Regions from separate parts of the Homo sapiens genome. Here region 1 is linked to region 2. The links are chromatin contacts, found by Hi-C in ENCODE. All regions are on one chromosome and are shown on one strand. Each heading gives the region's core, a stretch centred on a gene start or an enhancer-like site at or near the end of the contact. The rest is flanking DNA. Distances are from core to core; before and after follow the strand shown.

What was found. A loop is a pair of places that touch in the nucleus more often than their neighbours do. Pooled maps may share reads with other maps.
Region 1: a loop to region 2 is called in a map with no recorded cell type, with 3 times the contacts of the local background. The contact joins two enhancer-like sites. A Hi-C loop is called at or near these places in 2 of 37 single-sample maps with no recorded cell type and 3 of 50 pooled maps.

What each region holds. Positions count from the first base shown.
Region 1 is chr11:35,681,071-35,685,656 of GRCh38, reverse strand. TRIM44 (tripartite motif containing 44) reads right to left here. Exons shown (of 5, transcript NM_017583.6): 2 at 321-398. Among named protein-coding and RNA genes, the nearest start is that of TRIM44, 21 kb to the right of the region's middle. Within about 2 kb of position 2,676, at least 4 of the 41 ENCODE cell types and tissues checked have a DNase peak (open chromatin) inside an H3K27ac peak, as active enhancers do.
Region 2 is chr11:34,648,992-34,653,340 of GRCh38, reverse strand. It overlaps EHF (ETS homologous factor), which reads right to left. Exons shown (of 9, transcript NM_012153.6): 4 at 4,260-4,322; 5 at 1,731-1,799; 6 at 1,536-1,604. Among named protein-coding and RNA genes, the nearest start is that of EHF, 30 kb to the right of the region's middle. RefSeq lists an enhancer at 2,448-2,697. Within about 2 kb of position 2,705, at least 10 of the 41 ENCODE cell types and tissues checked have a DNase peak (open chromatin) inside an H3K27ac peak, as active enhancers do.

The DNA of each region.
Region 1 (4,586 bases), core at 1,427-3,926, 1.0 Mb before region 2:
CTCTCAGACGCCTTTGGCTGCATCTAATGGACACAGAGGACCAAAGATTCAAAGACCCCTGGTAAAGGAGGATTAAAAATGCACCTGTCTGCAGTTCAGGGAAAACAATGAATGATTATGTGTTGTAAGTCATAAAATAGAGAAGGAGAAAAATAGATGACTTATCTCTAGGCATATCAGGACACTGTTTCTGATGGGCAGGCTTAATTAAATCTTAATGCAATATTCAGAGAGATGATCATCAACACCTCACAATTTTAGCTCAAGGAGAATGAAATGCTTGGGGTACCAACACCCAATCAATTCCAAACAATACTTACTTTAGGGTCTGAGCTCTTGAACTTCAACCTTTCCACCAATTCGATCATAGCGGCCTTCAGTCCACCTGAGTCTTTGCTCTAGAAGAAAGAAAAGTGAGGGGTCACTAGACAGCATTTTGTTGCTCTCTCAAACACAAACAGCATTTTGGAAGACAATGAAATAGAAAGCAATTTTTTCTTAACAGCCAAGAGAGCTAAACAACAAAGGAGAGGTGCATTGCCCCTCTTTCCCTTCTCTATGGACAAAGAGTGTCAGGACATAAATTGCCCAGTGACTGGCACAACTATATGGAATGAAAATTAAATACAATTTGTATAGGCTGACTCACTGCTTCATCTCAGGCTCAACTGTGCTGGTGTTCACTGAAGCTCTACAAAAGACAGTTCCATACAAGATGTCTATTTTACAGACTGGTAATTTTTATTTTGAACCTTTATGCATCAGATATAGAAGTATGCAATATTAAATATACTTATAAAAATTAAAACAAAGAAAATAGTCTGAAATTTAATTATGAATGGAACTGTAGTGTGCTGATTAAGAACACAGGTTTTTTAACTGGGTGTGGTAGCTTGCACCTGTAATTTCAGCTACTCAGGAGGCTGAGGCAGGAGCATTGCTTGAGGCCAGGAGTTCAACACCAAAAAAACCCATAAAACTCACAGGTTTTTGAGTCAGACATATACAGTTCCAATTTTGGATTTGCCATTAACTAGTTGATTAATTTCAGGCAAATTACTAAATGTCTCAAAACCTTCTCCCCCTTCTATAAAATAGTGATAATAAACTGGGCTATTTTGGGGCCTAACTGAAAGTGTTTTAAAAGATATTAGCACAGTATGTGGCACACAGTGAGTGCTCAAAAATTTCATATGCTATTACTATTATTACAGTATAATGATTTAGAATAGCACAGTACAATAAAAGACTAATGTGAGTCCCAAATGCAAGCGTATGTATATAATTTTATAACTGCCACAATTAAAAAGTAAAATTGATTTTGATGTATTTTACTTAACTCAGTATATTCAAAATATCATTACAACATGCAATTTCAACATGAGATTTTTTTTTATGCTAGGTCTTTGAAATCTAGTATTTCACAATTACAGCCCAATCAATTTAAACCAGCCACATTACAAGTGCTCCAAAGCCACATGTGACTAGTGACTACTATATTGGTCAGTACAGATTTAGAGCACAGACTAGAGCCCTAGTGCCATTAGTCACACACTAGCTGTGTGACCTTAGGCAAGTTACTTACCCTCTCTCTGTCTCAATTTCTTTATCTGTAAAATAGAGCCAATAACTATCTATTTCATAGGACTGCAGTAAGATTAAATTAGTTAATGTATGTCAAGGTACTCAGAACAGAGCCTGGCACATGGTAAATAAAAAAGGAAGTATGAAACAGTTTTATTACTATCTGTCTCCCTCGTGATATTTTCAGTTCCTTAAGGGTAAGAACTGTATTTTTTTGTATCCCTGTATCTCTTATGCCCAGCATCTAGATGTTGTAAAAAGTCTGAACAAATCAATGAATGAACATATAACCTTAAGACATGAATGCCATAATAATAATACATTATATTATATATAGGACAATCTAAAATCACAGGAATTCATTTATTTTCTTATCTCAACAACTCTATCAGATAGGTAGGAACATTCATTTCACCAATGAGGGAAAGGAAGCAAAAAGAGGTAAACTCACTGTCATTTCTATGGGGTAGGGACAACAAAGAAGTACAAGAATAAACAGATACTGCAAATATCTCTTACTCAAAATTGGCCTCTGGATCTGTGATAACATATCTTCCAAATTTACAGAACTAATTTCAATTCCTCCAAAATAGGAAATACCTAATAAGATTCCACTATATAAATTAAAATATACTAAAGGGTCAATTTTCCCCCCTCTGACCTCTCTTGCCTCTCAAGTCTACACAGTAAAAATCAGACACAACATGACTACAACCAATATCTACTTTAGATGTGTTCTCCAAACACAGCTTAAATCACATTTCCATGTTAGCAAAGGTTCTAAATTTTAATAAGTTCTATTTTTTAAAATGATGGTTTACAACTCCCCTATATCCTCCACTAATTTTAGTCTTTAATCTCTGTGGTCTCATAGCAGACAGTTGACAAAAGGAACTTAGAGGTCATATACCAGGAAGCAGGTGAGACCTGAAGTGCCTAAAAAAGGGTTAAGTTGCCAGAAACAATCATGCTTTTACGAGATGATCAGACAATAAAGCCTGTCTGGTGATATCATTCCTCTAACCTGCTTCTCATTGGCTGAACAAGCAGGTCACTTGTCCCTGGAAAGCTCTCTTCCCCCACATCCCAGCTGCCAGCGCCCATTTTAAGCTCTTCGGCAAGAGCTCTGATATATTATGACTTTCCCCCTGGCTCTAGAGAACAGAAAGGAATGCACCAAACTGTGTCTTAAAACCTTCAGAAAAGAATAAAACGACAACGAAGGAATCCCTAAGAAGCAGACAGCCTGTCTGCAAGCAGATGTGCCTCGTGTGGATGAATAAGGGAACCCTTAGCCTTCTTTCATAAAAATTCAGTGTGTCAGCAGAATCCTTCCTCCTTTTCACAAAGCATCAGCAGCATCGCCTAACCAGGGAAGAGACAGAGGAGAGGCAACTTAAGAGAGCCTCCCTTCAGGAAACTCACCTGTTCCACCTCCCCACCCCACTCTCTGTGAATTATTCACCAAGATTAACTGGGCTCTATGATGAGCCTGCTATACTCAGTCTCTAAATCAGTGGTGAAGAAAACCTTTCCCAAAGGCTTTTTTAAAAATCTATAAAATAAGCAGTTGGTCAGAAGGCAGAGGCTCCTCGGGGCAGACCTGACCCTGACAGCTGCAGAGCTGGGGCAAGAGTCCAAATGGAGGACTCTGGCCCCAATCCACTCCCACCACTTTCCCCACATTCCAGTCCCTTCCTGCACCCCAAGGGGCCTTGTGCACAGGTGTTCAAGCTAGCAGGTCCAAGCTGAGAATACCCCTCTTGGTCACCCATGATACACATGTGGGACCTAGGGATACATGTATCAGAAACTGGTCCATCTTCAGGCAGACGGACTCAAGGAGAGGCTCTGCAGGCCCTGGAAGCAAGCTCAGGACATTTTACCAGGTAATTCTTGGGTAGCTAGGTACTTGAAGAGTGGTACGGAACGGGACAGGCATGGCTACAGGAGGGGTCTTCAAAAGCATGGGACATAGCCCAGCTACTCGGGAGGCTGAGGCAGGAGAATCGCCTGAACCTGGGAGGCAGAGGCTACAGTGAGCCAAGATCACTCCACTGCACTCCAGCCTGGGTGACAGAGCGAGACTGCATTTCAAAAAAAAAAAAAAAAAAAAAAAAGTATGGGACATAGGTCAGGGGCATGGGGTTGTTTGGGTCTAAGGGTGGTGGTATCTGAGTCTGAGTATCCCCAAACCATAGAATAGTACCATGTTTTGGTTAATTATTTGTTTGCTGAGGACAGCCATTAGTCAAAAGATAGCCAGACAGGAGATTATATCCTCATTTGTTCCATAGTTAGGGAACCAGTGAACAGAAAAGATAGTGGAACAGAACAGCTGCCTCTGAAACCTGAGTTCTAATTGAGAAGTGAACCAGGATAGTAAGAAAAGACAGCCTAATTCTAACCTTGTAGACATTTGGTTCCATTTTTAGAAATGATTGTCAATCCTTGGGGCACATAACATGACTAGCAAAGTAGTAGGATTCCCCTGCTATCTGTACTTCTCCACCTCCATCCCACCCAATGCATTCCAAGAACACAGGAGTTCAATGTGAGCATATCTTGTTTATGTACCTTGTTCCTCCCCTAAGAAGGTGTAGAATAAAAAGAGATAAGTGCTACATTGTGACACCCACCACTCAGAATTTGATTAATCTGTAGAAGCATAGGATGCTTCACAGAAGCCACCTCCTAGGGATGAGTCATAATAAAACCAAAGGACAAAATGCTGTACATGTGAAGGTATTCTTTAGTCTCCAAAGCACTTTCATATGCTCTTTCATTGGCATCTCACTGAAAAGCAGTGTATTCTCACTTTACAGCTGAAAAAAATGGCTGGTGAAAATCAAATGAACCCAAAGCTCAGAGCGCTTATACTCTTTCACTGGCATTTCACAGTAATACAATAACTAAAAGGTAGTGTATTCTCCTTCACAATGGACAAAAATGGCATTGTGGATGTCAAACAATGTCCCCAAAATCACAGAGCTGGTCAGTGA
Region 2 (4,349 bases), core at 1,456-3,955:
CAGCTGTCAGGGCAGCAGAGCTGTAACTATGATGTTTTTGTTTCCCGGGTGCCTCAAGACCTACTAGCCCCTGAGGCTCAGGAAGTGGTTGGTTCAGCTTTATTCTTAGTTGGAATTTTTTGCCGTAAGTCAAAGACCCAAGTGGAAGGATGGAAGGATGGAAGGATGGAAGGATGGAAGGATGGAAGGATGGAAGGATGTGGGAGATGACACTGTAGGAAGTCGCAGAGGAACTCAGAGTGTGACTTGGGAGGTTTCCTCAGCCCTGAACCCCATGGTCTTGACTGAGTGGCAATGATTGCCACAGAAATTTTACCCCGGTTGGCTCAGTTCCCCCAGAATAGCAAATACACAGCCAAGCCTTGCCAGTGTTTGATCTATTCCCTAATTTTAACAAATACCTCAAGTGACACATAATGCTAAGGACCACTGGGGGAAGGAGAAGTCGAGAGCTATGCTGGCCTCAGCTCTTAATCTCAATTCCAGAAGCATTTACATTGGCTCCCAGCCCCATCTCATTTAAGGGGCTTGACCCAAACAAAACCTCAAACCAAAACCTTTCATTATTTCAGTTCTCAAAAGCAAAAACAAAAACAGAAAAAAAGAGGAAGGAAGGGTTGCAGACTAATTTCTTTCACAAAGACCCAATTAAATCCCATTTCTGAAGTTGCTCCAAATTTAATTCCAGGAGAGAGGCACTATCACTTGTGACTGATGTCTAAGTGCCATTTCATAGACCCAAAGAGATCCACAAGTTCATACTCAGATCACGGGAAACCATAAGATCCTCTTTCAACCATTTCCCACACTGTACACGCCAATGCACCTATTTGTAGGTGGGGGTGGTAATCTGAAATCCCCTCTCCCAGACTCCCAACATCCCAAACTTCTCACCCAGTGTAACCTTGGTTAAGGAGCATGGATAGCCCCAGTTGCATCCAAGCTTAACCAAATGCAGCTAAAGTGAACGTAACTCATAAAATGCAGGTGCTCTGACTGATTAGAGAGCACTGATGAGTCATCGGAATTAGACTTAAAAACTGACAAAATAGTGTAACTGTGGGGATTCTGGAAGTTTCCAATGGCTACCCCTTCACCCAGAAACTATCACTACAGGTTCACGGACCTTTGAATTTTACTATGAGGTATTCTTTCTCTAAAGCCAAATGTAGTTTGTTGAAAATTAAATATAGCCTTATTTCCCATAAGTATACCCAAATATGAATAATTTTAGCAGCTATATTGCAAGAGTAAGTTTTCATTGAAAATAAAGAAAAGCCTAAACAACTTTTATTGTCACAACAGAGTGACTAGTTTCGTAGGAGACCAACATTTTGCCTAGAGGATCCCTACGGGTCATCTTCGATGTACAAATATTGCCTCAAAAGCAAACCTCGTCTAATGGTAACCCCATCCCTTTCCTAGCCCTTTAATTAGAAAGACTCCAGAAAGGCAGAAATGTAGAGTGTTGGTAATTCCCACTGATTCTCCCTAAGCATTAGGCATACCCAGCCTCAGATGTGATGACAGCTTACCAACAGGAAGGTGACTGGTGGTTGTCATGGAGATCTGAGCCCGGCAGAAAGTTTTGCTGTCCAACAAATCTGTGGCCATGAAAAGATAAAGGACATTTAGAGCACCCCCTCCCCCCACCTCACAATAGAACACTGTGGCTCTTAGACAAACTGAATAAGAATGTAAAGGGCCTTAAGTGTCAGGGAGTTAGTTACCTACTGTGCTACCATAGTTGGTGTCATATAAATAGTTCTCGTCTTTCCAGGTGTTCATGATGGAAGGCTCTACAAAAAATAGAGAAGGAGAATAGTCAGCGATCTCTTTTCCCCAGGGAGAAGAGGCTGCGTTTTCTAATTCATTGTTCATCAACAAAGTATGGGGGGTGAGGAGTGGTCCTCAGAGACAAGGGATATGATTCTGCTTCAGCTGCGTTACTTTATAATAATGTTGTCTAATTTTCCTTTCAGCATCCTCGGGGAAATGGCCTCATCCATGTGTTCTGTACCTATTGCATTTTTAGGGAAGTGAGAGAAGTTGCAAGAATGGGAACCTGTCCTAGACCAAGTGGTTCCTGGGAATTTTCCTAACCTGGCTTGGCTTTGTTCTGCATTCTACTGCATAATCACCAGAATATTTTTACCCTAGAGTGTGGTGGGGGGGAAGGCCTTGTTAGGGATTAATTTATTTAAATGTATAATAAATAATTAATGAGGCCTTGGGGGGTTAATGATATTTCTTTCAGGAAGAGTCTTGTCAATCTTATCACAGTTTCTTCCTTGCTGAAATCCAGAGATTTGTCATCCAAGTTGGGTGACAGCCCCCTCCCTCTAGGATTTTTCCAATTAGCTTAAAGGATGACATAAAATTCTCAAAACAAAACCAAGGAGAAGGGGTGGACTGTGTTACTAAATCAAACAAACACCTTTTAAGAGTGAAGCCCCACTGCCCCATCGCAGAAAAGAAGTGCTCTTGTACTCTGTCTCTCTTTCTCTTTCTTCTGTGTGCTGCGGTAAACACCTCTCACTTTGACTGACTCTTCAGATTTCAGATTCAAAGGGAACTCCCCTCCACCTACCCCAAATGGAGCTCAACTCCTACGCAACCCCCAGATCTGGGCTGGTCTCCAACAGAAGCATTTTGTTTCTTGGCTAGCCAAAAGCTGTAAGATCTCTCACCTCGTCCTCACCAGAAACTTCCTGCTTTCTCCTCACCGCAGACCTAGGTTACCCTCAGCTCCCCTCCTTGCTGGGTTCTGAGTTTTAGGGCCGGGGTGTAAGCCACTGACTGAGTTTCATTTTGTTTTTATAGCACAAATGATACAAAACCTGACTTACTGGCTAAGTCCTCGTGTTTACGACATAGGGATTTAGCCGGTATTTTAGCTAATAGCTACATGTTTGGACACCCCAAGCCCAATCTCTTGGGGTTACACCCTCTCTCCTTGTTGGGTCACCTTGTACACCTGTTGTTGTCTCTGAAAACAAACTGAACCAAAGAGGTATGGGGGTGTTGGCCCCTCTATGAGCTTCTTCTCCCCTCCTCCTAGGGTGGACCTTCTTCTCCACCCTTCCACTCAGCTTTTCTGAACTGGCAACACAAGAATGTCTGGATGGTCAAGAAGGAATTATCAAGTTATTTGGGACCTCTCCAGTATTACCCTGGCTCCTTCGGTGGGGCTATCTGACAGGTCAAGCAGGGGAGGGGGTGCCATCCTCCTGACCAAGTCCTGCATCCATCTCTAGGGCAAGGCCAGGCCTGTAAAGCACAGAACATCCAGATGGCCCATCCCCTGGCCTCTGAAGAGAAAGGCAGGGCTAGCAAAGCCTAATTTGCATGCTTAGCAGCTATTGCTTTTTTCTTTAATAATGGTAGGCCAGCCCACTTATGAAAGGGTAAATAACTGCATGGGCCAATTTTGGCCCCAAGTGACTCACAAATCACCTGCAGGTCAAATTCTGTCCTTGGTGACTGGGACACATCCTCAGGGAGGTCTATGGAAAGCTTGGTTGGCCCACGTGGCTCCCAGGCTCCCAGGCATGAACATGGGGAGTGACTTAGGAGCAATAGTTGCTGCACAGTTTTATGATGGCTCATGGACTTTGGAGGACAGTCTCCAGGAGAGAGATTTAGGACAGGGGAAAGGAAACGAAAATGAATGTAGATGCTATGGGACTGTAGACTCTGCTCAGAGCCCAGCATTTTGTCCTTCATATAAAAACACACCTAAGGCAGGAGCTGGGTTGCAGGTACCTTTGTACATCTCTGCAGAAGCTCCCCAGGGCCCCTAAAAATTTGTTAACTACAATACCAAGTTAGTATATTCACCCTTTTTGTGAAACACACACCCATCAAGGGAGGAGGGAGAGAAGAGGAGACATTGCCCCTTCCTCTTCTCTTTCCAAACTTGGCCACTCCCCTGACACTTTTTAAGGTGGGGAGGCCCACCATATATTCTGCTTTTCCTTGGCTGCTGGCCTGAGGTCTGGATGATGCCACAACCAGGAGTAGGAGGCAGAGAAGTGTGGCTCCCCATAAGTCTATAAATTGGAAATAGGTGGCAGTCACTGGTCGCAAGGGCAAGAATGAGATTCATGGTGGGGGTGGCCCATCAGAGACAGCCAGGGAAAAGGCCTCCCTGTGTTTCCTGCAAAAACTTGCCCCCACATTCTCTCTTGCCCTCTCCCAACTGTCCTCCCCGGAGCTTTGCCAGGCTAGGTTGGCTCCCTTTGTCCACTACTACTCACCAGTTTGTTCAGTCTTGACAATGACATTGTGTGTGGACTGGAACAGGTCACTACTGCACTGGCCTGTGAAGGACAGATTGGGATAGTCAG